Regions from separate parts of the Homo sapiens genome. Here region 1 is linked to region 2. A link is a contact called in ENCODE Hi-C or POLR2A ChIA-PET data. All regions are on one chromosome and are shown on one strand. The core of a region is the stretch at or near the end of the contact, and the rest is flanking DNA. Distances in the headings are between cores, read along the strand shown. Region 1 overlaps HECW2 (HECT, C2 and WW domain containing E3 ubiquitin protein ligase 2). Region 2 holds the start of HECW2-AS1 (HECW2 antisense RNA 1).

Region 1 (3,257 bases), core at 527-3,026, 34 kb before region 2:
AGTTTTGTATAGACCCTAACAGTCATGTACTTACTATTCAGACTTGAAAAGGCTGTGGATCTAAAGATTGTTTACTAGTTACTGAGAGAAATCTCCTGCATTGAATTACTTTGGTAGATGCTCTTTGCAAGATCAGATGTGTTTGGCACCATACTACATGTTTCATTGAGTGGAGAGGAGGAAGATGAAATGACATAATTAATTATAAGACCAGCCTTAAGATTTCTGTGCTTAAAGAGCTATTCAGCCCCAGGGAATTACTTCAGGTCTGAGGCTGGGATGAGTTTCTTAACTTAATTGCCACTGCTTCTTGCCCTAATGAAGTTCTTTTTTAACAAAGTGAGGAGCATTTCTGGTGCTCTAGATAAGAAATCAGAATGTGGCCTATTTAGTTATTTTAGTGAGAAGAGGGAGCAGTGAAGGCGATAAAGAGGTATACCTATTTAGAACAATGGGTAATGTAATGATTTATCCGACAGAATTATCCCCCAAATAATTTGTCCCTGAAGAGACTTAATATTTGTTTTACTCTTAGGTAGTAAGACCTGAAAGCTCATTATGATCCCTACACAAACTAGTGTGGTCTCAGGACTCTAACTTGCAATGACTTATGTGAAAATATATCAGCAACACTGAGCCAAATGCAGAAAACAGTTGCCTTGCTGATTGTATTTAAAACTCAAAGCAGAGTCAGCCAATAGAGCCAAAACTGTTACTTAGCTGAAGTTAGGTTTTTTCTGACACTGCCCAACTTCTGTTATTTCCTTCTCTGCTTTCATGGTATCACTTTCCTATCCTCTCATGCTCTCTAATTGCCCAGAGCCCATGCATAGGCCTGCCTGCATTGACAGTACTCTCTGCTCTGAACCACACAACTGCTCACAGCCATCAAAACCTCCTCTTATTTAGCCTGTCGGTTGAAATATGACTCAAAAGTATTTTATACTCAAGTGTACTGAGGAATTAAGGTTCAAGGATGGTTCATTGTGGTCTTCTTTCTTCTTCCCTTCCTCCTCCCTTCCTTTCTTCTTTCCTTTAATTTGTTTTGATAGGGAACAAGTATTTAATGACGGTAAATCAATCAGAATAATTTAGGTTATACTTCAATAATAATGACCAACAAATCTCAGTGGCTTAAGCTAACAAAGGATTACTTCTCATTCCAAGTCAGGTTATCAGGGTCCCTGTGGTCACTCAGGGACCCAGAGAGCCAGGCTGGGGAGCATCCCTGTTCAAACATTGCCACTTGCTGTGTCAAAGGGAAGAAAGCTCTAGAGGGACTCACATCAGCAATAAATGCTTTGACCTGGACATGACACATCTTGAGGGATCCTAGAAAGACTGGAGCAATGTTGACTGTCTTCACACTCATTCTTCTTTGATCCCTAATAACGAACACAGTACTGGGTACAGCAAAGACAATAAATGTTTATTAAAATGAAATCATTTCCAGAGACTCTAGAGTCCTTGGGGTTTGCCTTGGGCTGTCTTAGACTAAAATAGATAACAACCCATAAAGTTTAGACTAAAATAGATAACAGAACCCATACGATTTAGACTAAAATAGATAACAGAACCCATAAAGCTGGAAGAGGTCCAGACTCAGTCTAGTGTCCCTGAGACACTAAAGATAAAACGAATCCAAAGCCCTTTGAATCAGTCTGAGAAGAATAGAGTTCCAGGATGATCATTCACGGCCTGGTCAGTTTCATGAATATCATATTCCCTCTGATGATTCAAGGAAACAGCTGCCATACAGTTATTCCTCTTCTGCTGTTTTGTGCATGGTATTATGCAATAAATATTTATTGACTGACTCATATGTGGACAATCATGACATAGTCAGTTTGTGGAATCTTCTTTAAATATCATAGAAATGAAGACTGTAAGGTTTTGGACAAAACAATCACTTTTCTGTGTGGTGGTATAGTGGAGTTTTTTTAAACTTGCATTTCATTCATATACATCCAACCAAATATACACAGGGAAAAAGAGAAAAAAAGAAAAAAGAATGAGATGTACAGCCCAGGCACCTCAGCCTGCTATTCCATTCACCAAGCTTATATGCCTCTATGAAGGGTGAGATTCTAAAACCTCAGTCTATTGTGATCTCAGTTGAGTGTGATGGTCAGTGAGAGCAACTCATTCCATTGCATGTCCTTCTAGTATAGAAATGTATGGCAAGCATTTTTCCATGCAACTTGGCCCTTAAGTGTATACTAGTTGTGTCATCTGGCACTCACTCAGAGAGCCAATAACCTAGTCCAATACTGGGGGAGAAACTGGCTATGTCAGGGCTCTCTGTAAGGTGGCATATTCATCGCCAGTGTGGTATAATTTTGACTGTGTGTTTCTTTCCTAAAACCAGCTTCAGGATTTAATGGCCCATGTGCAGTGAGACTCCACAACATGTTTGTTCTTTAGTAAATTAGTTCAACCATTGTGGAAAACAGTGTGGAGATTCCTCAAAGATCTAGAACCAGAAATACCATTTGACCCAGCAATCCCATTACTAGGTATTTACCCAAAGGAATATAAATCATTCTATTACAAAGATACCTGCACATATATGTTCATTGCAGCATCATTCACAATAGCAAAGACATGGAATCAACCCAAATATCCATCAATGATAGACTGGATAAAGAAAATGTAGCATATATATACCATGGAATGCTATGCAGCCACGAAAAGGAATGAGATAATGTCCTTTGCAGGAACGTGGATGGAACTGGAAGCCATTATCCTCAGCAAACTAACACAGGAACAGAAAACCAAACACCACATGTTCTCACTTATAAGTGGGAGCTGAAAAATGACAACACATGGACACAGAGAGGGGAACAACACACACTGGGGCCTGTTTCAGAGTAGGACTGGGGGAGGGAGAGAATTAGGGAAAAATAGCTAATGCGTGCTGGGCTTAATACCTGGGTGATGGGTTGATAGGTACAGCAAACCACCATGGCACACGTTTACCTATTTAACAAACGTGCTCTTCTTGCACATGTACCCCAGAACTTCAAATACAAATAAAAGTTAAAAAAAGAGAACTAGACACCAGCTGTGGATACTGCCTTACCTTCTGTAGTCTTTATGTTTCATTTTGTTCAAGATATTTTGCTCTGTCTGCTGTTTCCATACATGGGTCTAGAGTTCTGTCAAAGCTTATATATGCATTTCATTACTTATTGGAAGATTAGCCATACCCATGTGTAGTATTTCTGGTGCTTCTGCATGTCACAAGTGGGTTAACA
Region 2 (3,301 bases), core at 715-3,214:
ACATTCCTCTAATCATGATCAGTTGTCTTTAACAACATTTCTCAAACTTGTTATGTTATTCCAAACGCTGGGTGGACTCATGAAAATTTGTAAGAGTCACATCTGTTATTTTTCCACTCTAAAAGGAAAAAGAAATATTGCGGACCTATAATGTTGACGTTAGTCACTTTTATTTTAAACTTAAATGTGTACAAATATAAAATATGTATAAACCTCTTATGCTTACAGCTTTTATAAACTACAAAACCAAAAGACATACAAATTAAGTTAAAAACTAGAAAAAATCAATAACATTTGAATTAATGCTATTAATATGAGGATACTTTGTTTTTCAGAAGCCAAATCACCAATGTTGAGACCATTATTGGTGGAAAGACACATTTGCACCTTTCTGTGCTTGTGTTTGACTTGATTCTTTTGATTTTTTGCATCTCTGGCCTAGCATGTGCCTCCTTGGAATTATCAGTCATCATTTTTCCTTCTTAACAAAAAGCTTATTTTTATCTACTGATTCATTGGTTTGATAAGCCAATTCATTTAATAGTGTAACCTGAAATACAATACTGAAGGATAAAACATATCATTGAATGTGCCTTGGGATGAGTGGATTCTACCACCACTTTTCTATTTGCAAACTATTGCAGAGCTTTTGTTCTTAGAATAAGCCAGGATATCTTTTATGCATTATTTAGCATGAATGCATAATTTTCTTTTTAAATCCATCTCTTTTATTTTCTCTTTAGCCTGTGGTAATTTACATATACATTACTTAACCCCACTTGATCATTTTCATGATGCAAGTTAATACTGTAAGAGAAAAGGTTTTTTTAATTGCTAAGCGAAGTGTGCGTAAGTGGCAGATGGGGACTGGTGTTATTATCATATTGAACATCAAGGCCCTGACAGCCTAAGGGCAGCCAGGTGTGTTCGCCGTCCCTTTAAAAGCTCACCTCTGATCACTTTGCACCAAGTGCCCTATAAATACAAACATGGGACCCGAAGTCATATGGCAAGATTCAGTCATAAATGTCATCCATCTCATCTAAAATATTATTATATTGTTTCATGTGCTTTGATCATCGAAGTGAAGACACAAAATTTAAAAATTCTTGCAGAGCTTGAGCTTATGTATGCAAATTTCTAGTAGACCAAGGATGCCAGTTTGAGAATCACTGGTCTATAGCATATTGGGCAAATACCTGGTAACCAAGAAGTGGTTCCTTTGTTTTTCTCAGAAAAGATTGGTGACATTTCCAGGACGTCTGCTGACTTCTGTCTGTTCCTCAGCCTTGATCTGCTCTCTTTACAGGCAGTAAACTAATGCCTTCTTTGTTTCTACGTGAAAGGACTTTATAAAGAACTGTTTAGACCGGGAGAAGGTATAAAGCCTAACCACGCTTCAATTAAGTGAACAGAAGAATTTAAATATTTTCACATCAAATGAGAATTACCTTTTAACTTTCTCTCTTCCACTGCACTGTAAGCTCCTTGAAAAGGGACTTTCTCTTACTCCCCATTGGATTCCCAGCGTGTGGTACCATGACTGGCACACAATAGGCACGCAGAAAATGTTCACTGAAAGAATGACTCAATATCAACATAAGAAAGTACTTACTGGTGTGATGTACATCAGACGACATGTTCCAGTGTCTGGTTCCTGAAAGCATATGACCCATAGCTTGTCATTGTGATGAATTAGCTGGCCTGGTAGAAAATTGGTCTCAGCCTGCCTCTCATATGTTCTTACCTGAAAAATCAGACCAGTTGCCTTCACAGACTGCTAGTTTTTATCTGGAAAGTGATGAAAAGTTTCCCATTTGGCATACCTCCTCTGGTGCCTTTGTCCTTTCTTTTTCTCATCCTATCATCCTTGTGACTCAAGAAGCGATGATGTTTTTCTTATTCACAGGAAACTTCCAAGCCGCAGACCAGGGCCTGATATCTACCATCACTCAACTCCTTCTGTGTAGCTCCAGTTAAGGAAGGAGGGGAGAGTGCTCAGCCTGTTTGTTTTTTGTCTTGTTCTGTTTGCCTGGATTCACTGTGTTGATAGACAAAAGAGATAAGCTGCATATTTGTGGGAGATAGCTTTTGATTCTTCAAGATCAAAGCATGGTGTTACTGACCCTTATAAGAGTAGTTCTTTGGTTAAGTTATTATTCATTTTTCTTCAAGATAACTTTCCTCTGATTTAGCTTTTATCAGCCAACATTTACATCTCTTATCAGAAAAACCATTCACCAGATAATGGGCCTGGGTTTCCATCACGTGTTTCAGATGTATGATTCCAAAACTTGAGGGAAAATGTTCTGCCTGGTTCAAGCCTTCACTGAAATAACCTTAAGCAGAGAGAGGCTGGCCTTCTGAGCAACTCCTTTACGTACATGCCTACCACTAATTTCTAATAGTCTTTAAAAAAAAAATAGTAGTTAGCTGCTGGCAATAAAGTACAGAAAGGAAAGTTTGGCAAATACTAAAGATTAGCTGCTTCATCTATCATATAAAATGGATCTAGCCAGAAGAAACCAAGGACTGAACTCTGTTTGTCATACCTCATAAGCTGTGTGGCTAAGGGCAAATCCATTGACTTTTCTATGCATTAGGGAATTTTTCATGTGAACATGAAACCTTGCCTTCCACCTCAGTGCCTTCAAGTCAGCAAGCAATCTTAAGAAAAATATTTCAAATTTGGGAATATAAAAATCAGTGCAACTTGGCCAGGCATGGTGGCTTACGCCTATAATCCCAGCATTTGAGAGGCCAAGGCAGGCAGCTCACATGAGGCCAGGAGTTTGAGACCAGCATGGCGAACATGGCAAAACCCCATCTCCACCAAAAGTACAAAAATTAGCTGGGCGTGGTGACACATGCCTATAATCCCAGCTACTCAAATGTCTGAGGCAGGAGAATCATTTGAACCCAGGAGGCAGAGGTTGCAGTGAGCCAAGATCATGCCACAGCACTCTGGCCTGGACGACAGAGTAAGGCCCTGTCTCAAAACAAACAAACAAAAAAATCAGTGGAACTTTGTGAAAATATCAAGTAGAAAAACAAGTTGCTTGTAGATAAGAACTAAATCTAAATAAATACTTGTATCAGTGATTGGTATTTTACTTTATGGTATAGGAATCAGAATATATTGTCCATAGCACTCAGAATAAAATTGCATATTTGCATTATCCTGTATATTCCAATGAAATAGAATGATTTTAGTACCATAATTTGTGTTTTTATATTTTTCTTCATCTTATAAAAGTTAATATGGTGTGCTTTGAAATAGCATGATGTAAATAAGGGAAGA

The links. A loop is a pair of places that touch in the nucleus more often than their neighbours do. ChIA-PET counts read pairs that join two places held with the same protein, here RNA polymerase II (POLR2A). Pooled maps may share reads with other maps.
Region 1: a loop to region 2 is called in a map of Caco-2, with 6 times the contacts of the local background. The contact joins the enhancer-like site here to the promoter of HECW2-AS1 in region 2. A Hi-C loop is called at or near these places in 2 of 168 maps with a recorded cell type or tissue (Caco-2 and PC-9), 2 of 37 single-sample maps with no recorded cell type and 11 of 50 pooled maps. POLR2A ChIA-PET finds 5 or more read pairs at or near these places in 8 of 52 experiments (B cell, CD4-positive, alpha-beta memory T cell, Caco-2 and 4 more).

What each region holds. Positions count from the first base shown.
Region 1 is chr2:196,292,775-196,296,031 of GRCh38, reverse strand. The region is part of intron 13 of HECW2 (HECT, C2 and WW domain containing E3 ubiquitin protein ligase 2); the gene reads left to right. Among named protein-coding and RNA genes, the nearest start is that of HECW2-AS1, 34 kb to the right of the region's middle. Within about 2 kb of position 1,776, at least 3 of the 41 ENCODE cell types and tissues checked have a DNase peak (open chromatin) inside an H3K27ac peak, as active enhancers do; they include PC-9, where a contact is called at or near this core.
Region 2 is chr2:196,258,687-196,261,987 of GRCh38, reverse strand. It overlaps HECW2-AS1 (HECW2 antisense RNA 1), which reads right to left and starts at 1,964. Exons shown (of 3, transcript NR_110226.1): 1 at 1,748-1,964; 2 at 1,616-1,657. The region is part of intron 17 of HECW2 (HECT, C2 and WW domain containing E3 ubiquitin protein ligase 2); the gene reads left to right. RefSeq lists an enhancer at 1,296-2,495.